Regions from separate parts of the Homo sapiens genome. Here regions 2, 3, 4 and 5 are each linked to region 1. Evidence: chromatin loops called from intact Hi-C (ENCODE). Cell type or tissue: HepG2. All regions are shown on one strand. Region 1 has its middle 260 kb from the start of LINC01985. Region 2 has its middle 200 kb from the start of LINC01985. Region 3 has its middle 260 kb from the start of RBMS3-AS1. Region 4 has its middle 9.8 kb from the start of TGFBR2. Region 5 has its middle 170 kb from the start of LINC01985.

Evidence for each region. Peaks named below come from ENCODE experiments on the same cell type or tissue, not always from the same donor. Only the 100,000 strongest peaks of a DNase experiment are listed, where the experiment ranks them.
Region 2: a loop joins it to region 1, with 5 times the contacts of the local background. A loop is called at or near these places in 5 of 110 quality-filtered maps.
Region 3: it touches region 1 in a loop (5-fold over the local background); 2 of 110 quality-filtered maps call a loop at or near these places.
Region 4: a loop joins it to region 1, with 7 times the contacts of the local background. A loop is called at or near these places in 2 of 110 quality-filtered maps.
Region 5: it touches region 1 in a loop (2.1-fold over the local background); 4 of 110 quality-filtered maps call a loop at or near these places.

The regions. Positions count from the first base shown.
Region 1 is chr3:30,256,725-30,261,724 of GRCh38, forward strand. No RefSeq gene overlaps it. Among named protein-coding and RNA genes, the nearest start is that of LINC01985, 260 kb to the right of the region's middle. In HepG2, no CTCF peak of the experiment used is centred here; DNase peaks (open chromatin) are centred at 2,357 and 3,237.
Region 2 is chr3:30,317,224-30,322,223 of GRCh38, forward strand. No RefSeq gene overlaps it. Among named protein-coding and RNA genes, the nearest start is that of LINC01985, 200 kb to the right of the region's middle. In HepG2, a CTCF peak has its summit at 2,693; a DNase peak (open chromatin) is centred at 2,688.
Region 3 is chr3:30,196,594-30,201,593 of GRCh38, forward strand. No RefSeq gene overlaps it. Among named protein-coding and RNA genes, the nearest start is that of RBMS3-AS1, 260 kb to the left of the region's middle. In HepG2, a CTCF peak has its summit at 2,706 (motif pointing left); a DNase peak (open chromatin) is centred at 2,698.
Region 4 is chr3:30,594,308-30,599,307 of GRCh38, forward strand. No RefSeq gene overlaps it. Among named protein-coding and RNA genes, the nearest start is that of TGFBR2, 9.8 kb to the right of the region's middle. RefSeq lists enhancers at 2,854-3,353, 3,032-3,176 and a cis regulatory region at 3,097-3,110. In HepG2, no CTCF peak of the experiment used is centred here; a DNase peak (open chromatin) is centred at 3,124.
Region 5 is chr3:30,342,123-30,347,122 of GRCh38, forward strand. No RefSeq gene overlaps it. Among named protein-coding and RNA genes, the nearest start is that of LINC01985, 170 kb to the right of the region's middle. RefSeq lists an enhancer at 1-1,180. In HepG2, no CTCF peak of the experiment used is centred here; DNase peaks (open chromatin) are centred at 379 and 2,359.

The sequences.
Region 1 (5,000 bases):
CCCCCAGAAGATTCCATGTATCTCACAGGAATCCAGAAGCCTTATGTTTCACTGCAAATGACTCTCTGGAAAGTAACTAGAAATAATAATAGCTACAGCTATTACATTTACTATATTCCAACAGCTAAGTGATTTAGAAATGTTATCTCATTTGATCTTTGCAATGGTCCATGAGGTAATTTTTATTAGACTTATCTTAAAGAGGCTGAGAGAAGTTGAAAGAAACTTGCTTACTCAGATAGCAAACTCAGGTCTACTGAACTCAAAAGCCACGATATTTTTTTATTTCACAAATGCTCAGTCTGTAACATGCCATTTTGCTGCTTTTTCCAGGGATATTTGTGTTTAGCATAATCTGTGATAACAGAATGGGTTTGTACTTCCTTGAAGGAACTTGGACACTGATGAACAGGTAGAGATGACCTTATTTGGCTGGCCATGGAAGCCTGAAATCATGCTATGGGTATTTGTTTTGATACATGAAAATAAGACTTATGGATAAATGATGATGACAGAGATGTCTTCCCTGTCAGAGTGAAAGCTTTCTGTAGATCTTTCTCCATACAAGTCAAAGCATGTCCTTAAAACAATTAGGAACCTCTGTTTTGGATAGAAGGAATTATTTTCACAAATCGAGTGTTGTAACCTCCCTAAATTCTATCATTTTCTGGAAGGAATATGAACACCAGAAAGTTTCCAAATACTCTCAGCAGTGTACAACTGTTGGGTGTGAGTAAACCCAAGCCAAGTGTGAACCATATCAGCTTTAGCATGTGTGTTAATTAGCATGTCAGATTGAGCGGCACAAAGGTTTGACATCCAGAAGTTCAAATGTTGACTCTACAACCTTCCAGGCACATCTCTTAGTCCATTTTTGTGTTGCTCTAACAGGATCCCTGAGGATGGGTAATTTATAAAGAAAAGAGGATAATTTCGCTCACAGTTCTGTAGGCTAGGAAGTATAAGAAGCATGGCAAGGCCATCTACTCAGCTTCTGGTGAAGGCCTCATGCTGCTTCCACTCTTGGTGGAAAGTGAAAGGGAAGTGGGAAAGTACAGAGAGATCACACGGCAAGGAAGGAAACAAAAGAGAGAAACTGAGGAAGCCAGACTCTTTTTTAACACCATGCTCTCATTGACTCCCACAGGAGGGCATTAATCTATTCATGAGGGAACTGCCCCCATGACCCAAACATCTCCCATTAGGCCCCAGCTCCTAACACTCATGCACTGGAGATAAAATTTCAACAAGAGTTTTGGAGAGGACAAGCCATAATCAAAACATAGCAGTCTCTACATCTTGCTTTCTTCATTTGTAAATGAGGATGAAATATCTTAGAGCTGTCCTGAGAACTGACACATGTAAAACACTTGGCTCTGTCTTCCTCAATTAATGGTAGCCGCTGTCATTATGACTATCAATATATCCTGAATGCAGACATCCACAAGACCCTAGAGGTTGCTTCTATAAACTTCTGGCCCCAGAAAATGGATACCATCAGTTTGTAGGTAATACTGTGAAGTCAGTGGGTTAGCATGCAGATAATGCTAGTAAGAATAAGCAGTATTTTTGAGCATTTACTATGTACCAAGTCTTGTACTAAACATTATATATAAAATATCTTATTTAAGCCTCACGATGACTCCATGCACGCTAGTGTTACCCCATTTTACAGATGATGAGACTGAAGTATAAGAAATTAAGTAAATAATCCAAGATCATACAAATGAAAAGACATGAAACTGGAATTTGAACAAAGGTCTGAGTAGATGGCTGCGGTCTTCACCAATGAGCTATAAGAACAAATATTTTTAAACTGCTTGCTAGAGGTAATCTCTTCTTTATTAATGCAAGAGAGCATATTATTCTTGGCTTTTGTCTTCAGATAGTTTTATAAAATAAACACTGAGCACTTCTTGCATTGCTGAGATATTGTCTTGTTAGTGAAGAAGTATTATCAGGACACTCAGAATCAAGTATGGTCCCATTTTTATTAGTTGTATGGATTCTTTACAGCTGTTATTGTGAAATCATTCCCATTCCATTAATATAGGACAGATTATAAATTGGAGTGGTCTTACTGCTTTTATTTAGTGGATAGAAGGGAGGAGGCAAGGGAGATAAAGAGGGCTATAGTGTAACAGATAAATCTATCCCTTCCATTACCTGCGCTGGAAGCTTAAAATGCTCCAGGAAGGTCATTTGTGATGTAAACAGGGACAGTGTGCACAGAGAGCTTTTTACAAATCTGCTGTTTACCTAAGAGAGGCACCCTGTGGGTTATCCCAATGGAATTCACTTTCCTGTTTGGTTTACCATGGAAGGGAAAGGAGGCCTAACAAACAGCCCTTCGGTTTGCTCAGCTGTGAGATATCCATTAACCAAGCAGAAGTTTGCCTGCACACACTGTATGTTTGCACAGCTTGCAGTACCATCTTTTCAAGACCCACCATTGTCTGGAAAGCACTCCAAAGTCCTAAGTCTATAATAAAGCAAATAGCTTGCACAGTTATTACTGTCAGGTTCACTTTTTACACTGTAGCCTATGAATGTCATCAGTTAAATTAAACCTCAAGAAGACCAAACACAGTGCATGAAGGTTAAATATGCTCTTGTGTTTGTCGGCACATTAGCCACCAAGCCACTTTCTCTTCAAAGTGTCCTTCAAGACACTTTCTTTCCAAAAATCTATTAGAAATTTGATTATCAAGTTCAGATAGAGAAAAATTCACTCTCTGAGTTTTATTGAGAAACTTTTCCCTAGCAAGTAACCATAAAGCATTTTCCCTTAACAGTTCAGATTGAGTCCGTAGCAGAATGATATCCATAGCTAGCAATTATTTACATAGACTGGCTTTTCAAAACCACTTGCCCATGTATTTTCTCATTTGCTTGGAACAAGTATCATTATTATTATTTAATTTTTCTCAAGAGAAAACTATCCTCAAAGTGGTTCAAGGATTGTCCTAAGATTATTCACCTAGTAAGTGGTAGAAAAAAAGCTTAGGTGCCTGTAGTTCTGCCTCCAGGGTCTTTCCACTACTCATCTTCATATACAAATCTACTAGATCTTGCTACTTAAAGTGTGGTCCAAGAAGCAGTAGCAGCAGCAACAGCGATGGCACAGCACCACCTAGGCAGCATCTCAGACCCCACCCAAGACCTACTGAATCTGAATTTTTTTTTCCTTCTTTTTTTAGAGATAGGCTCCTGCTGTGTCACCCATGTTGGAATGCAGTGGCATGATAATAGCTCACTCTTACCTCAAATTCCTGGGCTCAAACAATCCTCCCACCTTAGCCTCTTGAGTAGCTGGAACTACAGGTGGCACCACCACACTTGGGCTAATTTTTTTTTTTCTTATTTTGTAGAGACGAGGTCTTGCCATGTTGTGCAGGGTGATCTTGAACTGGCTTCAAGCAATCCTCCTACCTCAAGCTCCTAAAGAGCTCAGATTACAGGCGTGAGCCACCGCGTGGTCCTGAATCTGCGATTTAAACAAGATCCCCAGTTGACATTAAAGTTTGCAAGGTACTCTCATTAAGACTCACAGGTATAGTGGTATCTCCTTTCCTCAACTAAATAATATATCAAAATATTGGCATTTGAAATATTGAGTGTTAAATACCAACAGGGTAGCTGAGACCATGCCATTTCTTAGGACATTATATAGGTTTGCAGATCTATAATTTCATCTTCACTTCTTGAAAATCTCATTTTGGTACACAAACAACTGTGTCCACAGTTACACATACACTTATCTGTGCAAGAAAATGATGCTGTTTGTCTCTACCTGCTTGGGTAACAATGTTCATTTTTATTGGCATGGTAGATTGTGAGGGAGGAGCAGTAAGCCATCTGGAGCTTGAGCCAGATATTCCATTAGGGGCTTTCTAGTTGATGCAAACTTTTAAATTAAATGTTCAATGTCAAGTAAATGCTTGTGAAATTGCAATTCTCCTGCCATATGATGTGCTGCTTAACAACGGATTATACTTGCTGTTCCTAAAATAAATTATCTATTGGAAATCAATGTTATATCCAATAGCTTTGCTGATAAGCAGTTAAATGAGCTCACCATTAGTCATTTAAATGTCTTGGTTCTTATTTTTCTTGCCTGCAACATTAGATCAAATAATCTCTATGCAACTCATCCAAGTTTTATCACAGAATTGGAATTTTAAAGTTTCTGAAGATTTGTAGAGCCTGGAAGGACAAAGTGAATTCACAACCAAATAATATCTTTCCCCCTGCATTCTTTTGTGAATGGAATCCTCTGGCACTTCATTAATTGCACTTAAAATAACTGTTTCCTTTATTATTCCTAGCATGAAAGAGTCTCTAAAACTCTCTGCAGTGTAGTCCAGCTCAGTCCCAAAATGAAGTATACATGATTGAATGTCAAGACGTTGCCGAAGCATTCCGAGAAATTCACCATATAATTACAGGACTAGGTTCTGGTATATTAGAGTAGGTGGCCTGGAGGAGGAGCTTGGTGGTGAAAATTTACACAATGGCAGAAACCTAGTTTCTGAGTAGGTAAATTTGATACTTGTCCTTTTGTACTAGGAGTATTTTTAAAAAACAAACTCCAGAAGAATAGCTCACTCTCAGTTTTTAGGGTGGTTTAGGCCCTCTTATTCTTGGTCAGGACCGACACTTCCATCTCAGTTTTCTGCCCAAACACGGTCAATCTGTGAGCAGACATTTTAGATAAGACCCATGCTTCTGAGGTGAAAGTGGTGCTACCTAGCTGGTTTTGGTATCTTTGAGGAGGCACCAGCATTCTAACCTCAGATACCTGTTACCTGGGATTATCATAAAAGGGAAGTGGTATGTGTAGGGAATTAAAGAGTGTTAGAAAGAAAGAGAAAGCTAATTCAGAAGCCCAGGCAATGCTGGATTGGATAAAGTCCAATAATGCTTAGCACAGGGCCCAGAATATTCCAAATGCCATGTTTATAAGTTAAAAAGCTGATATAATTTTACTTCATTTAAGG
Region 2 (5,000 bases), 60 kb after region 1:
CTCCACAAAGTTGCCCTCCATCCATGCATCTTTCCCAGAATAATGGAATGATTATTCTTTATTTTTATAAGATACACATAAGAAATATTTTCACTCTCAAGAAACATCATTAATTTTATCCTTTAGTACAATAGATTCCAATACATAAACTATCTTCTTTTCAAGTAGTCGTCTGTTGTTAATTTGATTTTCATATTTACAAAGTTCAGTACTAAAGGTTTCTTTATTTCAAGCAATTTTTGTTTTAAACATGTAATAGTTGCTATTTCATTTGGTTCAATATTTGTAAAAGTACAAACAAGAAGTTTCAACATTTCTAGCATGCCATAGAGCTTGTCTATGGCTTAAGTAGAACGAGGAAAATGGTTATTATCTTTCTTCTCACAGATAGAAAATCTGTTATATTATATATTTCTATAATAACTTTCCAAACACAAAACTGAGGAGTGAAAAAACTGAATGCTTGTGATGCCTGAATTATTCACAGCTTTTACGTTTGTTCTTTTGTCAATAACAATCGCATGACATTTTCCTGATTTTCCATTCTATAAAAAGTTGAAAAAGTTGACATTCTTCTTTTGACTCATTCTCACAAAATGAGAACAATTCCTCAATAAGGCTTTTCTTGACAGACTCATAGCCTAAGTATAATTAAATAAGTGAAAATTAAATATAGTTTTTAAATGCTATCTTTTTTAATGTTGTGAGTACTAATACACCAAATAATTTTATGAAGATCAGAAATACCATATAAATGTTTTTTACCTTGTATTATTATTTTACTTTTGTAAATATATTCTGATCCTAGAAGAATATAATATTCTTCCCAAGTTATGTAGCTAACATAATCTCATAGCATTAGTATTTTCTGTCAATCATTTCTCCATTCATTTCATTGTTGAAAGGTTCTTAAAATTTTTCAAAATCACTATTAATTGTTGTAGCATTTTATGGTTGGAGAATAAATGTACATTTATAATCAAATAACTGCCAGAGTTTCATCGTATGTACAAGAATCAATGAATCAGGATGAAATACCTAGCTCATTTTACTAACTTGGCGATGCTGTTTCAGTATGACAGTAATGCATGTGATCACGTGACTGTGCCCAACCATGCTGAAGGATATCAGATATGGTATGAAATTATACATGAATCTTTAGCCCAAATCCTTCAAAGGCCAATGCTGAGGCCAAAGGAAAAGAATATATTTTGGCTGAATACCTAGGCCAGAACTCAAAATATTGATGCATCCTTGAATAGACTTTGTTGGGAGACAAATTTTAGACTATGAAAAGATATATTTTTTAGAATGTTTGATTTCCATTTTGTTCAAATAAATACATCAGAATGTTTTTACACTTATTGCCCCTAAATTAAAACCACAGTAGTTTGTATATGCCTACCATGGTTCAGCCTTGCAAGTCAAGCATTCTTTCCTATGAATAAAATAACTGACACAGACAAATAACAAAAAGGTTGATACAAAAAAGAGCATGAAAATCATCCAGAAAAGAAGTAATAAATAACAGGATAAAATGGGTAAGTAAAGACCAAGGCAGTGCCAGTCCTCAAAGATCTACAGTCTGGGTGGGACTTTGGGTAAATAGCCATTTCCTATTCAGAGATACTGTCATGGCCACCACTGACTTATCAAGTGGGTGTCTTTCTGTGCCAAAGCTTGGCCAGTGGAGGTAGACTGGTTTTAGTTCCTAAATCGGTCTCCCTAGGCTTGTGCTCTTGCACAGTGGTAAGTCTGGATAAGGGGTACTATATGGTACCAAACAGTGAAGAAATAAAAAAAAAATGGCATGTAACACCATTTTGAGGGATCAGAATGATTCTGAAGAAGGAGTCTTTAGTGTAGGCTGACTTTACTGTCTGCAGGCAGGACCAATGACTAAGTTGTGATGTAGACATAGAGAAAAAGAAAAGCACCTTGAATTTCAATATTCTCCTTTAAACTTTAAAAATTAACATGCTTTCTGAATATTTGAAGTCCCAATTAGGAATTCATATATTGACTCCAATGAAACTCATGTTGGTGTCACTTAAATTGTCACTAAAATAATATATCTCTTATATTGTTAAGCCAGATGATTAAAATAGACAGCTTTACGGTCAAACAAAACTTTACATCTATGACTTACTAGCTTTGTGATGTTGCCCAAATTATCTACATTCCTATAATCTCAGTACTATCTGCTCTAAAATGAGAATAATAGTAAGGTTTATGAAATGATTAAATGAGATAATACATTTAGAGTAGGGTCAAAATTTAGTGCAACACAACCTAGAGTGTACATATGAACTTTAGTTTCTCTATTTCTATAACAAATACAAACCTTTTCTTCTGTTTCTGTTTCCACTGACAGCAGAAGCTATTTCCAGTTATAAGTAATAAAGTCTTTCCTACTGTAAACAATCTTATTTGGGGGTAAAATGAGGTTTTCATTTCTGTCTGAAAGAGCTTTCTCTTCTCCACCTTCCTAAGATGGCATCTGGACACATAGGAAATCTCCTATAGCCTCAGGGAATCTCCTGCCTTCATGCTATGTTTCTCCATGGCTTCACTGACCCATAAATGAAATGTAGCTCATTTTGCCTGTTTTCTAGGCATAGAGTTCTGACCTCCTTGCATTCTCTTCTGAAGTGTCACAGATGCTGTAACTCACTGGCTGGCCTCTTGGAGCAGTAAAGACTTCATTTCCCCACATTGCTGCTTTGGCACCAGTTCAGATATTTTTTACTGAGCAGATGGGCAGGGACTCAGCACTCACCTCACACCTCATGACTGACACCTTCTCAGTCACTGTCCATTTTGTTCTTGGCACTCATGGGAGGGTGCACTGAGTTACTGAGGGTCACAAGCTTTATCTTTACTTTAGTATTGATTCATTCAAATCTCTTTTCTTCTCCTATATGAAAAGCTTTTACCTGCCTTTTCTCTTTGGTGGAAACTTCCCAAATATTGTACTCTCTTTATAATTCTTTATTCTAAGGTTAACCCCCTTCTGTTTTCCTGGCATGACAGTATTCATGACTTAAGTGTGAATTCTGAAGGAGCTACAGGGGAATAAAATGAAAGGGATTACTGAAAATCCACAGAGGTGTTGACCTCAAGATCCTCCTTTTCTTATAACCTAAGAGGAAAATGTAAGTAAACAAACATTTTAAAAAAACAGCTAAAATAAACTAACAGCAATCATGAGGATATAGAAAGAGTTTGTTGCCAGTAAGAAAGATTGAAAATGTTAAAAATTAGCAAGGCTGAGTGTGGTTGAAAAAAATTCTAAGAGGGATCTCAAATTCCCACTCCCTTGTGTACACGCATGCCTTATAATCCCCTAACCTACTTTAACTGGGTAGAACCAGTGAATATAATGAGATGTCACTCCTGTGATTAGGTTACTAATTAGTTGACTTGGAGTTAGCCAAAAGAGATTATCCTGGAAGGTCCTAACTTAATCAAATGGAATAAAGTGAGGAGTCAAAGAGAGAACCTGCTGGCCTGGAAGAAAGCAAACAGCCATGTTGTAAATGACCTATGGGGTTCAGGAAGTAAGAACCTGAAGGTGACCTCTAGCTGCTGACAGTGGTCCATGGTTGGAAGATAGTTATAAAATGGGGATTTTAGTTATACGCCCACGAGGAAACTAAATATGACAATTTTCTAATAAAGCGAACAACTTGTTCCTAGCTCACCAGTGGTGAGTGGAGGTTCCAGCAGAGCCATTCCTGACTCTTGATCCATGGACACGGTATGATAATCAATGTGTGTGTTGTTTTCAGGCACTAGGACTGTAGTAATTTGTAACTTGTCAATAGAAAACTAATGTTCTGAGGTATTATATCCAAATATAAATAAAACTAATATCCAATCCCTGCTTTCCAAAGAAATATGTAAGAGGCAATGGAAGGAAAATGGAAAATAAACACCCCCTCCACCACACACACACACACACACACACGCACACGCAGACACAGACATACACACACACACAAACTCTTACAATAGATGTCTAACTTGGAAAGAGGTGAGAAAACAGCTACTTTGATCAGTTCCAAATGGAAAGATAACAATTTCCACAAAAATCTTAACCACCATGACTATGTCTGAGTTCAAGCAGAGCCAAAGAAAATCTACAGTTTTAAATTAGAATGAAAAAGAGGAAAACAAATAAACACAATTAGAAATAATAAAGGGAATGTTACTACTGACCCCACAGAAATGAAAACAAGCATCAAAAACTACTATGAACACATACACACACACAAACTAGAAAACCTAGAAGAGATGGATAAATTCCTGGACATATACAGCCTCCCAAGACTGAGCAAGGAAGAAGCTGATTCCCTAAACAGACCAATAACAATCTTCAAAACTGAATCAGTAACCAATAGCCTGCCAACCAAAAAAAGCCTGGAACCTGATGGATTCACAGCCAAATTCTACCAGATGTACAAAAAAGAGCTGGTACTATTCCTATAGAAACTATTCCAACAATTGAGGAGGAGGGACTCCTCCCCAACTTATTCTATGAGGCCAACATTATCTTGATATTAAAATCTGGCAGACACAACATAAAAAGAAAATTTCAGGACAATATCCTTGATGAACATTGATGCAAAAATCCTTAACAAAATACTGGCAAACCAAATCCAGCAGCACATCAAAATGTTAATCCATCATAATCAAGTAAACTTCATCCCCAGGATGCAAGGTTGGTTCAACATATTGCAAATCAATAAATGTGATTTATCACATATATGGAACTAAAGACAAAAACCACATGATTATCTCAATAGATGCAGAAAAGGCTTTCAATAAAAGTCAACACCCCTTCATGTTAAAAACACTCAATATACTAGGTATTAAAGGAACATACCTCAAAATGACAAAAGCCATCTATGACAAACCCACATAAAACATTATACTGCGAGGGCAAAAACTGGAAGCATTCCCCTTGAAAACTGGCACAAGACAAGGATGCCCTCTGT
Region 3 (5,000 bases), 60 kb before region 1:
CCCAAATCTGAAAGTGAGATTGAGAGTCATAAAAGTCAGCACTGACACCTTCCAGCTGAACAATACCGGCAGTTCCCTATATCTAACATTGTTGCCACATGAGAAAAATAAACCCTTACTAATTTAAGCTAATAGAAGTTTTTCGTGTAGCCATTAACATTCTTGACTGTTGCAGAACTTATCTGGGAAGAAAACAGAAAGAAATCGTAAAACTCAATCACCCAAATGGATCACATCTGAGTTGAAATATGATCATCATTTTCCTTTTTGCGATATAAACATATTCAATCTGCATCTGTGTGATACTTTCCCCAGGTGCACAAGAGGGAAGATGCAAATTGTGGCTTCTCTGGTTTTTTACTTTTGAATTCAGGAACAAACATAGAAAAATCATTCTCCATAGAGAAGAAAAAAACTGGGATTTAAATTTCAAGTGTCTGACTTTATTCTGTACCCAGGGCCCTGATCCTTGAAGCTGCACTTCCCACTCAGGTTTCACAGGCCTAGATGTCTGAATTTTGAAAAGGTGCTTTGTATTGCAACAATGTGACTGCACACTGCATTTCTTTTATGTATTTATTTTTTCATTAAGAACATTATGTATTTCTTCATTAAGAACACAACAGATATACCAAAAAAGAAATACGTTGGCTGGGCGTGGTGGCTCACGCCTGTAATCCCAGCACTTTGGGAGGCCAAGGTGGGTGGATCACGAGGTCAGGAGATCGAGACCAGCTTGGCCAACATGGTAAAACCCCGTGTCTACTAAAAATACAAAAATTAGCCAAGCATGGTGGCACATGTCTGTAGTCCCAGCTACTCAGGAAGCTGAGGAAGGAGAATCGCTTGAACCCGGGTGGCGGAGGTTGCAGTGAGCTGAAATCACACCACTGTACTCTAGCCTGGACGACAGAGGGAGACTCTGTCTCAAAAACAAACAAACAAACCAAAAAAGAAAAAAAAAATAAATAAGTTAATGAAATAATACATCTTAAGGAGCTATGGTTTATACTAAGACAGCTGGATTTAGCATTTTTAAAATACCATATTATTCTAGATTATTGTGCTTCCAGGCAATGGCTATACATTTCAGTCAGCTCACTAGCAAAAAACCTAGGGAGTTAGACAAATTCGAAATTGGATTCTGGTTCCACCATTTATAGTGATATGAGTCACTTGCAGCTAGTATACTGGTTAGTTCTTAAGACTGTGACTTCAGACAAATAATTAGACCTATCTTAATCTCAGTTTTCACAGCTGCAAAGGAATTACTAAAACCAGTCACTAAAGTTGTGGTAAAAAGTAAAGAAATATACTTGATATATACTATTAGCTATCATTATTATTAATTAGAACTTGACAGACAAATATCCACTCTTTCTGCATTATGGTTTGTTGGAACGTCCACAGGTTCACTCTTTCTGGGATGAGACAGGGGAAGGATAATGACAAACCAAACCAATACTCCAGATCTTCAGTCTACGCTTCTCCACATTCCCAGGCAGCTGCTTAAACCATTTCAAACAACAGCAATTTAGAAAACAGGTTAATCTGAGTGATGATGACCTTTATTAAGCTATCTCCAGGATCCCAGAGGTTGGCAAGGCTGAAAGTCAGAGGTGAGAGGGAGGTCAGAATCAGTCCCTTTTGGAAGTCAAAGCTGCAGATCAGTTGGAGCAAGTGGGAGTTTCCCTGAAGAGGCCCTATACTTGATGACAGAAAGAGGAAAAGCAGATGTTTCCTCACCATCCACCTTCACTGCTAGCTTCTCTGCTCCTCTGTAGATTAAAGGCTTAAACAGCTGCACTCTTTGTCAGTTTATTGATCTTGAATGAAGGAATTCTAGGCAAGTTCTTTATTTGGTACAACTTGTCCAGGAGGTATAGATTGTGTCATAAAAGTGTGCCTGCAGATTGTTTTGCTGAATCATAAGCCAAGCTGATTTTCTGGAACTGACAATCATAGAGTAACAGTTTCCAACGTTTGTAACCTATCCTAGTGAATGTGAAAGGCAAATCAGGCAAATCCCAAAGATAGATTTACTTATTTATTTACAGATTGGAGAAATTGAGATGGGGATTTGCCTGAGTCCGGGAACTTACCTTCAATGAGCTCAGGTTCTCCCAAGACAAGGTGGGCTTAGAAGAGATCTCAATTATCATTTGAGATATGCTATTAAATAGCCATGGTTTCTTAGGGATCATACAACATTTGTGGATCTTCTGCTAGTCCATCTATAACACGAGCTTGTGTGTTTTCAGTTATGACCAAGGATACTACCAGATCTAATGCAACAAATCTTTGATTAAAAATGGAAGCATTGCAAATTTGGCTGATGAATGATGATATGTAAATAGATACAACACCTTTCCTTGTCTTCATCATTACAAGAATAGCATCATACTATATGTTTCTGGACTGGAATATGCCTTTTGGTGTACCTAAAATTGCCCCTTTCAAGATACACAAGCAACTATAAGTGTCAAGTTTTTCGGGTGATAAATTTCTACCACTGTCAGATTCATTTGCAAGCAGATAATAGATTATTAATCATTGGGGCTTATACTTAGTACAGGGTAGGTTATTTCACTAGACCCTGTTATTTTGGGTTGAAGAAATACAGAGATGTATGTATTCTACTACTATAAAAAAACACAGATGTCAAAGGACTGTAAACTGGCACAGGCCTGCAGCGCCACCTGTTGGCTATTGTGTTAATATAAGCTTTCAGAAAAGAAAGCTTATCTCCAAAGTTAAAAAGAGGCAGGGTATGCGCAGGCCAAGTTTGAGTTAAACTCACTTTTATTTGAAAAGAAAAAAAAAAATGCGTCCCTAGAAAATGGGTGGGGCTGCTTAATTCTGGATTCATTTATTTTTAAATGAAGCACTAGTGGAAAATGGAAAGATGGGATAATAAAATTTCAAAACTGGAGAAGTTTTTAAGTAATGATATAACCTCCTCACTGTGCAGGTGAAAAAAACAGAATGGAATGTATCCCACAACAAGACGCTGTGTATCCCAGAGCTACAGAGCTTGGTAGTGAGGCTGCCGGAATTACAAGTAACTTCAGATTTACTTCACAGTTCCGTCTGGGTAGCTTTCTTTAAAAAGGTGCATTTTAAGAGATCTTCATGTTCTTTAATTTTACCAGAATTATAATGAGTATCGGGGCAGTTCTTGCAATATCCTTATTTAAATTTACAGAATTGTGGAAGTAATAATTAGTTTTTAACCCTCCATTCTATCTGCCTGTTAAAAACTTTCAACAACTGTTAACATGCTTATGGAATCTAAACTTGCCAAAAATAATTTCTTTTTTTTTTCTCCTTCCCCATGTTTCTCTGCAATTCATTCCCTTCCTCCCACTAGGAGAGAAGGATTTTTTTTGTGGTATGCGGATGAGGGGCTGTGATTCCATTGAGACATATGTGGCTCCAGTTCCTAGGTTGTGGTTCCCTGAAAACGCAAATTGCTCACTTGAGACAACCAAGAGCCAACAACAACAACAACAACAAAACTTCCAACTTGCTCTCCTATCCTAATCACATCTCCAGGCCTATCTGAAAGGGATGGAAACTCAATTGAGAAATGGGTCATAGCACACGCAAGATCTGACACAGGGTAAAAAGTTAGCAAATGCCACCCTCAGTAAAAAAAGAAGACCAAAGGAGTCCAGTAGGGCTCAGAAGCACCATCTTGGACAGAAGTCAGAAACATCTACCAGGAACAACATTTAGAATTTGTAAGTTTTTCAAAATTAAAGACACCTTTATTTTTGTTTATTTATGTATTTATTTTAAGTTCTGGGATACAAGTGCAGAATGTACAGGTTTGTTACATAGGTATACATGTGCCATGGTGATTTGCTGCACCCATCAACCCGTCATCTAGGTTTTAAGACTGCATGCATTAGGTATTTGTCCTAATGGTCTCCCTCCCTTTGTCCCCCACCCCCCGGCAGGCCCCAGTGTGTGATGTTCCCCTCCCTGTGTCCATGTGATCTCACTGTTCAACTCCCACTTATGAGTGAGAACCTGCAGTGTTTGGTTTTCTGTTCTTGTGTTAGTTTGCTGAGGATGATGGTTTCTGGCATCATCCATGTCCCTGCAAAGGACATGAACTCATCCTTTTTTATGGCTGCATAGTATTCCATGGTGTATATATGCCACGTTTTCTTTATCCAGTCTATCACTGATGGACATTTGGGTTGGTTCCAAGTCTTTGCTATTGTAAATAGTGCTGCAATAAACATACGTGTGCATGTGTCTTTATAGTAGAATGATTTATGATACTTTGGGTACATACCCAGTAATAGGATTGCTGGGTCAAATGGTATTTCTGGTTCTGGATCCTTGAGGAATCACCACACTGTCCTCCGCAATGGTTGAACTAATTCACACTCCCACCAACAGTTTAACAGCATTCCTATTTCTCTACAGCCTCACCAGCACCTGTTGTTTCCTGACTTTTTAATCGCCATTCTAACTGGCGTGAGATGGTATCTCATTGTGGTTTTGATTTGCATTTCTCTAATGACCAGTGATGATGAGCTTTTTTTCATATGTCTGTTGGCCGCATGAATGTCTCCTTCTGAGAAGTGTCTGTTCATATCCTTTGCCCACTTTTTGATGGGGTTGTTTTTTTTTTTGTAAATATGTTTAAGTTCCTTGTAGATATAGCCAAGAAAATCCTAAGCAAAAAGAACAAAGCTGGAGGCATCACTCTACTTGACTTCAAACTATACTACAAGGCTACAGTAACCAAAACAGCATGAAACTCATACCAAAACAGATATATAGACCAATATAACAGAACAGAGACCTCAGAAATAACACCACACATCTACAACCATCTAATCTTTGAAAAATGTGACAAAAACAAGCAATGAGGAAAGGATTTTCTATTTAATAAATGGTGCCAGGAAAAATGGCTAGCCATATACAGAAAACAGAAACTGGACCCCTTCCTTACACCTTATACAAAAATTAACTCAAGATGG
Region 4 (5,000 bases), 340 kb after region 1:
TTTCTCGGTGTTGGAATTTATTGACTATCTTTTTTTTCATTAAGTTTGAGATATTCCTAGTTCATGGCATGATGAATCATATTCTATCGAAACCTGGACATTTTTGCACCGTGTTACATGATTTACGATCTTATTACAAACCATTTGCTTTAATATTTTGACACTGCTTCAGTGAGATGGTAGGCACCACCTTGTTACTGCTAGTAGTTACCACCTTGTTACTGCCAGTAGTTACCACCTTGTTACTGCCAGAAGAGGTCTGGGTTCCCCCACTTTACCTCCAGTGACACCTGTGTGGTAGAGGCAGCGGGGAGGGAAGCATCTCATTATTGCTGGTTACAGGTTGGAGTTCCAGCTCCTCTAGTGGTCTCCACTGATGTGGTAGTGGCCTCATTACTCTAGGCAATAGTTAATGTCCTAAATTTCCAATCGGTTTCTTCTGATACCACCACAGTGAGGAAGGATAGAGACATCTTGCTACTGCTCGATGTGGTCCATGCTGCTCATGTGGTCTCCATTGCCACCATGAAAGCAGAGGGGAGCAGAGTGGGGATATCATTACTGGACAGCAGGGATGAAAATCCTTCCTTCTGACTTGGTCTTCTTTGAAGCTATCCTAGTCGAAGTGTTAGGGTTCCTCATTACAGACTCACGAGGGTGGAAATCTAGGCTCCGAGTTCATCTTTTACTGGTATAGATAGGTGTGGGGCCACAGTATTTCATGTGGTATTTTGTTGGAGAAGTTATTGTGTAAAATGTTTCTGTCTTGATAGGTTGCCTTTTTCCTAATGTTTGGCTAGAGAGAAGAAGCTTTTGTTGGAGCTTAAATTTTCTTTTCTTTTGTCTATTGGTATTTATAGGTTTCCGGCTTCTGCAGCTTCATGTCTGAGATACGTGAAGCAAAAAGGAAGCCCACGACAATTACTGCCATGTGATTTCACTAGGTCTAGGCATCCCGAACTGGCTTGTCTTTATATTTTCTCCTTTTATAGTCTTCTTACATTTGCCTAATACATAATGTCTGGGGCTTTTATTGTACTTATCAATAGGAATAGGAAAAATGTGCCTATGCCATATTCGTGGAAATGAAAGTCTGGCATGACTATCAAAAATAAATTGGACTCAGGAATGTTGAACAAATTGTTCAGGGTCACCCAGTTAGAAAGTGAAAAATCAAGAAAGAAATGAGTAATAGGCACTTTAGAGTGAAATGGTCTGAGTTTGGTTTCTAGATCTATCACTCATTCTAAATATTATTAGTAATTTTTTTTTTCCACAGGCCCCTTTGAGAATATGATAAAAGCTAAAATCTTCTCTTCTGAAAAACACACTTATGGCTGGGCATGGTGGCTCACGCCTGTAATCCCAGCACTTTGGGAGGCCGAGGCGGGTGATCATCTGAGGTCAAGAGTTCGAGACCAGCCTGGCCAACATGTTGAAACCCCTTCTCTACTAAAAATACAAAAATTAGCCGGGTGTGGTGGTGGGTGCCTGTAATCCCAGCTACTCGGGAGGCTGAGGCAGGAGAATCGTTTGAACCCAGGAGGCAGAGGTTGCAGTGAGCTGAGATTGTACCAATGCACCCCAGCCTAGGCAACAGGGTGAGACTCTGTCTAAAAAAAAAAAAGAAAGAAAGAAAGAAAAGAAAAGAAAAACATACTTATGCACATACATACAACAGTTTGCACTTCATTTGAGTTAATTCCATGAATTCTAGGTCAGGATCTCCTGTTTTGGAAAAAAGCATGTTGTAGGCTTGTATGTGAGGAAGAGAGAAGCCACATTTATAAGAACAGAGCAGAGAATCACATTCTGAAAGGGAGTTTGCTGGTTCAAGTGTGGCTCTCAGAACGAAGAGGCTCTGAGGACTTGAATGAGTAGAGGACAACCATAGGGGCATCATGGAGTGCCAAGAGCAGTGGTTTTACTAGAAGATGCCCGTCTTCATCCCCACTCACCGGAGGGATGACTCACCTGTGCAGGCAGCTCTGCCGGGCTCCTCTGTATGTGTAGATTATCATCTGTTAACTGATGATCACCATGCTGGATGTGCTATAGCAATGCCCTCAGGGCTCTCTGGCTCCAGAGCACTTCTGGACCCTTTCTGGATAGGAAGCAAATGATATTGCTTGGACTTTGCAAATGGACTTAAGCACACCAGTGTACCCTGAGCTGGGGACAGAGGTAAAAGACTAGCATAAAGTTTGACATATAGGACAACAGAAAAGAAAGGTTAAGAAGGCTATGAGGGCTACAGGAAAGAGCAGTCAGATAAACAATTTGTATTTTAGCATTTACTAGCTAGGTGGCCTTGGATAAGTCACTAATGTCTTTGAATATCAATGTCTTCACCTGTAAAATGTTGATAATAATATAAATAATAATTATAGATTAATAATTTCACATCATATAGTTTTTACATGTAGTGAAGAAGATCATACATGCAGAGACTCTTTGTGAATTGGAAAACACTATACCAATATTATTTTCTAGGTCTAGCTAGAGATTATATACTTCATCCAGGAGTAGAATTTTACGTACATAATTGTTACCTTTTGTAAGATATTTATGTAAAGGATTGATGTGAAAACGTATAACAATTCTATGGTAAAACCATGATCTAGTTTTCTCTACTTAGAGAAAAATGTCCTAGGGAACATGGGTACTCCCCATAGAGAAAAAATATGTTTCATTAGAGCAGATGGCTGAGGAGAAAAAAAGTAGAGCATAATAAAAGGTATCTATAAAATTAGTCAAAACACTGAGTGTTACAAAAATAGTTCAGTGTTTTAACTGTCTTTTAGGGGTTTGTTTTACACGTGGAGGCAAAATGATCATAAAAAATATCAAAGGCAACCTCTCTGAACTATTTTTTTCTGGAATTCTAAAGAACTGGCAGCATTCTGAGAGCCTTTAGGTGAGGAATGACTAAGTGAGAAACAGACAGTTCAGTTTTTTATAACTTAGAGACAAGCATTTACCATTCTAAACAATTCTAAACAATAACCAATGAGTCTATTGTCAGGTTCAGGAAGGAGGCAACCCTTTGAAATGCCTGAAGGTAAAAGTGGCACAGAGTGTTCAAATGATTCTGTTGGTTAATAATTAATATCCTCTGGAGACTTGCGCAAATGATTATGCAAGAGCACATATCACACTGTGCATTCCTAACCTCTGATACACTAAAGCATAAGTGTTTTGTTACCAAGTATTCTTTGCAATCTTTCTTAGCCATTAATCTAAAGTTTCTGCATTTAGAGAGCTGTTGTGAATTGACCAAAGTCAATTTGTCATTGACAAATATTTAGTTAGGTTTGGTAGATGGGAGGAGTTAGAAATGGATAAGAACTCAAGGTCTCCCCACATCCTTGCTATCCAGGTAACATTTAACAATAAAAATAAATCTCAGATTGAATTCCTCAACATGTACAAATTTTTATTAGCAAACCTGCATGGACCTCTTCTGTAAACTAAGTGAAGACTTTACTCTTGATCCTTCAGCATGCTGTGATAGTATTTTGCAGGAAATCACCACTTTAGAAAAATGTGAAAATTTTTGAGCAGTAGGATACAGTTAATCTGAGATCAAATGTCAGAATATTACAAAAATGGCTTAAGACAGGACTGGATACTTAGGGCTATGGCTCTACTGGAAAGGATGTAAGATTTTATGCCCTATTCATGTCACAGGAGGCATACCTGTACAATCCTGTAAGCCAGTCTTTATATTTTGAGCACAAATAATGGCCAAAATGAAAATGTATTTCTCACCTCCATTATGCAAATTAACAAAGCTTCTGGAGTTGAAAGAAGAATAGGATTGGCTGAAGCAATTCCAGAAGCTTTCCAGGGGTACAGCCTTTTGAGAAGACCTTTCCAAATGCTACAATATGTTTGAAATATTTATTTTTGATTAAGGTACAAAGTTTTTCCAGTAAATATCAAGTATTTATTGAATATAATTAATGCATATACATTGTATATGTTTTAAGATGTGTAATACCATTAATTTGAAGTACATGCCCATTAAACAGAACTCTTAAAAGTGCTAGTATCATCTTTTTTCTGATAGCAACCAAATAAATCCACCTTAAGGTAAATATTTTTAAGTCAATTAACCCTTATTGGTAAGTGGCTTTGTACTTTTGAGAAATGAATAATTAAAACAATTTGTTGTAATTAAAGAAATTGATTATGTTTGATGAAGTGTCTAGCTTCCAAGGTTTGTGTATAGTTTGTTTAATAACTATTAAACTAAGTGATTGTGGCACTTGGAATATAATGTCCAAATAGGAGTGTCATTATTTTTAAGGAAGCACATACTGAGTTTGACAAAAAGATTTAAAACGGTTTATTGTAATTTTCCTTCTTAAAAAATTAAGAATTCGAGATGAATGTTTTACCAGGATGAAATTTATGAATGTAACTACAAAGGATATAAAGTCTCTCTCTGGAAATGAAATCTGTCTTCATTTGTTTTTACCATTTTCACTTTTACAAAGCATTTTTCATCATTTTAAGAGGAAGTTCTGTGCAGGTGTTTAAATTCTGTGATGAGCATTATGAACCTCATTTTGTGGTCAGGCATTGTGGGCAATGCAGATTTTATTTCCTAAATTCACAACTTTCTAAGTCCCAATTTTTAAATATTACAAATTATAGAGTTTATTCATTGAACCATCCTCTTATTCACTAGTATTCATTGAGCAAAAAATATGGATCAGGCACAAGAAGCTAAAAATGCTAAAGACACAGTCCCTGCCTCAGTAAATCACAGCCTAGTTGGAGAGACTGAGAGGTGGCTGGTGTCATGGCAGCAGATGACAGAGTGGCTTAGAGCCTGGGCTCTGCAGCCAGTCGTATTGAGCCAGAATTCTGACTCTGCCATCTCTTAACCTCTCTCTGGTTCAGTTTCCCCACCTATAAAATGACTATGTATGATGCTATCTACCTCATAGGATTGTTGCGAGGACCAATGTCATTTATTCATACAAACACTC
Region 5 (5,000 bases), 85 kb after region 1:
TTCTGCTCTTCTATGTTTATACAACAAAGTTACTAAATGTAATTTGGCTAATATAATTTTTGTCTTATGTAAGTTATATAAGCCTCTTAACAATATGTCTCTTTCTACAAATTCTGTTTTATAATCATTCTCAGAACAACCACAGCTACCATTTTTACTTCATCTTGCCTCTATATGTGTTTGTGTATATATTAGACTATTTTGCCTTTAAACTATGTTATAAGGTAGATATCTTCATTTCTCATAATCAAATCTCAACCTGCAAATAATACACTTAGGATATCTCAGCTGAACTAAAACTTTGGACCAGCCTGTTTCACTCCAAAGCCTTTGGGGCTCAAGCTTCGCATGGTACAATCCTCTGAGTCTGAGTCACTGGTGAGTCACTTTTGGAAGTTGACAAGACCAGGTAGCTGAGCCAGATTCTGAATTATGAAAAATCCAGGCTTCATCAAACAGTCTTTCCTGGGCATAATAGAGCAATGTGTCATAATCACATCAACTGCATGTACCTTCTTGTGTTTCGTATCATTTTGAAAGACAAATTATCGTATAAGAATCATATCCATGTGCTTAATATTTTTGATATACATATATATATATAGAGAGAGAGAGAGAGAGAGAAGGAAAAAAAAGCCTGATATCACTTTTTATCCACAGGATACCTACTAACTTCTCAAAAAGCGACAGCAGTCTTACCTAAACATGAAAGATATGCTAATAAAGTGACCTAGACCCTGGAGAAAAAACGGGGGAGAGTCAGCAACTGATTTTGCCTGAGGGCAAGAGATTATGTCCTGCCCCCAAACAAAATAAATAAATAAAGCCAACCCAAAACTGACAAGCAGAAAAGCCAGAATGAAGACAAGGATTCTAAAGTAGACCGAAGTAAACATCAAGATGACAGTCAAATGCAAAAATAAAACAAAGCAAGACTAGAGTCAGACCAGAAATAGATGTAGGATTAAAACATGAGAACAATCTTAATTTTTTTTCAACTATAAAGGCTTCCTTTTTTTTCCCTAATATCATAAATCACCATCTCTCACAATTAGTGAATCATTAAGCCAATAGTTGAACCTCTTGGGTGGGAGATTAGGAAGCAAGGAAGACAGATAAAGGGCCGACTTCTTTCTCAGTGAAGAGAGAGAAGGCTTCACAATAGAAACCTTGATAGGTACATATGATAATTCTCAGAATATTTAGTTTATCAAAACATCCTGTTCTTTGGTAAAATAGGGCTTTCCTGACAGAAATATTCCTGACCTTGGGAAAGTATTTATGATTGTTATGTACAAAAGGATGTGTTTTTGTGTTTGCATCTGTGAAATGAGAGCAATGAATGATGCTAGGAAATTGTGGGAACACAATTCATTTGTGGGAGCGCTTCCGATATTTTAAACAGCTCAAGTTGGCATTAGAGGGTAACATGAGAATTTACCTTAAAACCACTTAAGTCTTAACAAAAGAAGAATAACAATTAATATAGGAAAAGGAATTTTTTTGGAACACAGGAAACTGAGTCAGAGAAAAATCCGGGCCTCAGCTTCCAGGTCCCAATTTTGGTATGAATGAGGTCATTAGGAAGCAAAGGCACTATGAATGGCAAACTTTCACTTGAAATAAAGGTAGTAATGGGATGGGGGAATGCAGCCCTGCATATTTCAACTAACAATCCACTGGTTCTTAACAACTTTAAAATAAAATAAAATAAAAATAAGCTAGCAAAATATTCAATAAACTAAGTCATGTAAGGGCATGGTCTTAAACTACAGTAGGATCAAAATAATCCTCCAAACATTCTTTGGGCAGGAAATGAAGAAACAAATGCATGAAAGCAGATATGATTTGGGGACTTACAAGATCAGATTTATAAGTGCATCACAAGATGTGAACCTTTCTGGATATGTACTGACTGTGACTCAATTCTATTTAATTGAAAATGGGAAGTTAAATTTTAATGTGCATTTGATAGTATAAACCACAAACCCTTGGCACAGAAAAATTCTTACCTGGTGCCGTAGGAGGGTGGTTAGGTCAGTAGAAAAAAAAAATGGCAATTTCTTTATAATGATTTTGTTTTATACTTAAGTTACCTGAAATATATTATTTCTGTATTGAGCCAATAGGTATTGAGCCAATTATCATTCATAATTATCATTCATTTTTTGGTAACTATAAGTGCTTTTGTTGTTGGTAGTATAAGAGGGCATTGGCCTCTTTGCTGTCTCATAACCAGGTTGCAATAAAAGTGAGTCTAAGACCAAATTCTGTCACTATGCAAACATTTGTTACCAAATAGGTATAATGAAAGCTTATAGCCTGGTGAGTAAACTTGAGAAGTGACAGCTCTATGTTCTCTTAAGTGCTCTGAGGGCACACACAGAAAAGGTCCACTCAGGGTAAATGCAACAATGTTTTCCTGGCAGGAGCCAGCCAACCTTCTAGTGGCAGTCAGACAATAAAGAGTCCCAGGAAGCTAAGGCTGTACATGCACCATTTTGGAATCTAAATCTAATGTTCCACTCCGAAGCCTACCATCTATGTTTATTAGATGCTTGTACTCTATTCATAAGGTGTAGAATAAAGCCAACTAATGCAAAATTATTTATACCATACCATCTCTTTTGAAGTTTTTAAAAATGGCATAAACTTTTAAAGTTACAAACAACCCAGGAAACAACCCAAACGTCCAACAACAAGAAAACAGAAAAATAAATATAATATATTGGCATAAAGGAATATCTCAGGAATAAAAAGAAATAAGTGGCCTGACCTGAGATCTACATCTGCAACAACATGGATGAATCACACACACATTATATTGAGCTTGAAAATCCAGAAAAAAAGAGTACTTACTGTTTGATTCTACCTATATGAAAGTTCAAGAATAGGCAGACTCATTTATGGAATAAAAATCAGAATAGTGGTCGACTATGGAGGTGGGGGCATAGACTGGAAAGACATTCAAGGGAACATTCTAGGGTGATGGTAATGCTCTATATCTTAACTGGGGTGTTACTCTTCAAATTATATATAATATATATATATATATATATACACACACACATATACACAACACATATACACATGTATGTGTATATATTTATATATCTTATTAGTACATACGCTAATCACACTCAACTCTTAAGAATATTGTATGCAATTACATCTTGTTTAAAAATTACTACCAAAATAACACATATCTACTCCCTAAAGTAAAGTCTCAAGATAGCTCAGAGGTTCCAGTGCTATTAAGAAAGAGAGTGTTCATTTGGTCCCTGGGAAATGATAGTAAAAGTTCCCATCCTTTTATAAGCAGTTCTAATGTGTCAGGCACTATGTTAGTTAATTGCTTTTCATAATTCACATCACTGAATTCTATCAACAACTCTATGAAGATTGAATTATCATTATTCTGATTTTATCACTGATGATGCTGATGCCAGAGAGATTGGTTGTTTTGTCCAGTATCACTGTCTAGTAGTTACAGTGTTGGTCATCAGGCCTGGTGTCTTTGTTGAACTCCAGAGTTTCCTTGCTTCAACCTCAGGCCAAGGCTGTTTACCCAGTAACATCATCAGAGCTCTTCATGACTTCTAAGATGGCGAAAGCAAGAAGAGGAAACTGTTAGAGAAAAATTACTAAAAAGTAAACCAAGAGATGAAGTAAAGGGCAGAGGTAGAAAAGAATGATATTGATTTCCTGGGACAGAGACTTATAAAATGTATTCTCTTCAATGAGGGCCCAGAAGTATTTAATTACTGTCAGCCTGAAACTACAATTATCAAACAAATTCTCTCTCCTGCTTCCCACATTATAATAAATAACCTATCTTGCCAATCTAGATTGCTAGAGATTTTTTTATTATCATTTAGAAGGAAGTCAATTCAGATAGGAGATAGGTTTCTATTCAGAAGGTCATAGATCACTTACAGCATATTCAGCTCAATGGGTCACCATTATTTTACCCTGATTAGTTGTAATTATAGTTTTACTCTGCCCAAGATGTTTCACAAAAAAAAAAAAAAAATCCCTAAAATCTTTGGTTAGTATTTTACTTCAGTTCATACAAATAAAATCAAGGGAGGTTCACTTTTTTTTTTTCAAAGTAGGTCAAATTTTTCCTGAAGAATAGAACACAGGAAAATTCCAAATAAAGAAATATCTTCACCATTTCCTTTACTTTGTCTCACTCCATATTTCCTGAATCAGCTTCATTGTGAATGACTCAGTAAGAAACTTAACAGGCAGGCATACTACTTAAACCAGCCCTGGCTTGTTCAGTATTGTGTAAGTTAATGGTAATTTTTAGGCATACAACTGGGCTCCAAACTTCTTTAAGGAAGAGATTATAACTAGGATGCTACAGTGGGAGCATACATTTGTAATGATTTTAAGAATATATTTTCAAAGGGTTTGAATTTTATGGTTAGGTTGGAATAGGGATTATTGCCATTCTCCATCTTTCTTTGCCTTCTCATCCACATTCCCTGTTTTGTATGCACAAATCAAGTACTTGCACACACACACACACACACACAGAGTGTCAAGTACTTGCGCGCGTGCGCGCACACACACACACACACACACACACACACACACACACAGAGTGTTCTGAAAAATTCAATATCCTTAGGGACAATTGGACAGTATTAGAAGATTTGGCTGTCCCCCTCCATGTGCAGTGTTAAGCCGACAGTTTATGCCTGCAGGTGGCTGCTTGCAAATGCAATTAGGCTCTGCACCCATTGGGAGGGCTCATTGCACTTAATTAGCTGGTCCAAGACTGTATTAATATTAGTAATTTTCCACCTGCAAGAAAAATGGACAGCTTAAGTCAGAGGAAATAAAATATAGGGCCAGGTGCATAGGCCATGGTAGCCAATGAATGCTATTTAGTAAAGAGAAGTATTGAAGCCTGAGCCCATTATGTTAAGATGTAGTTTGATTATCCTGGGTTTCTTAACAGGGATTTTTCTCAACAGGAAAAGAAAACC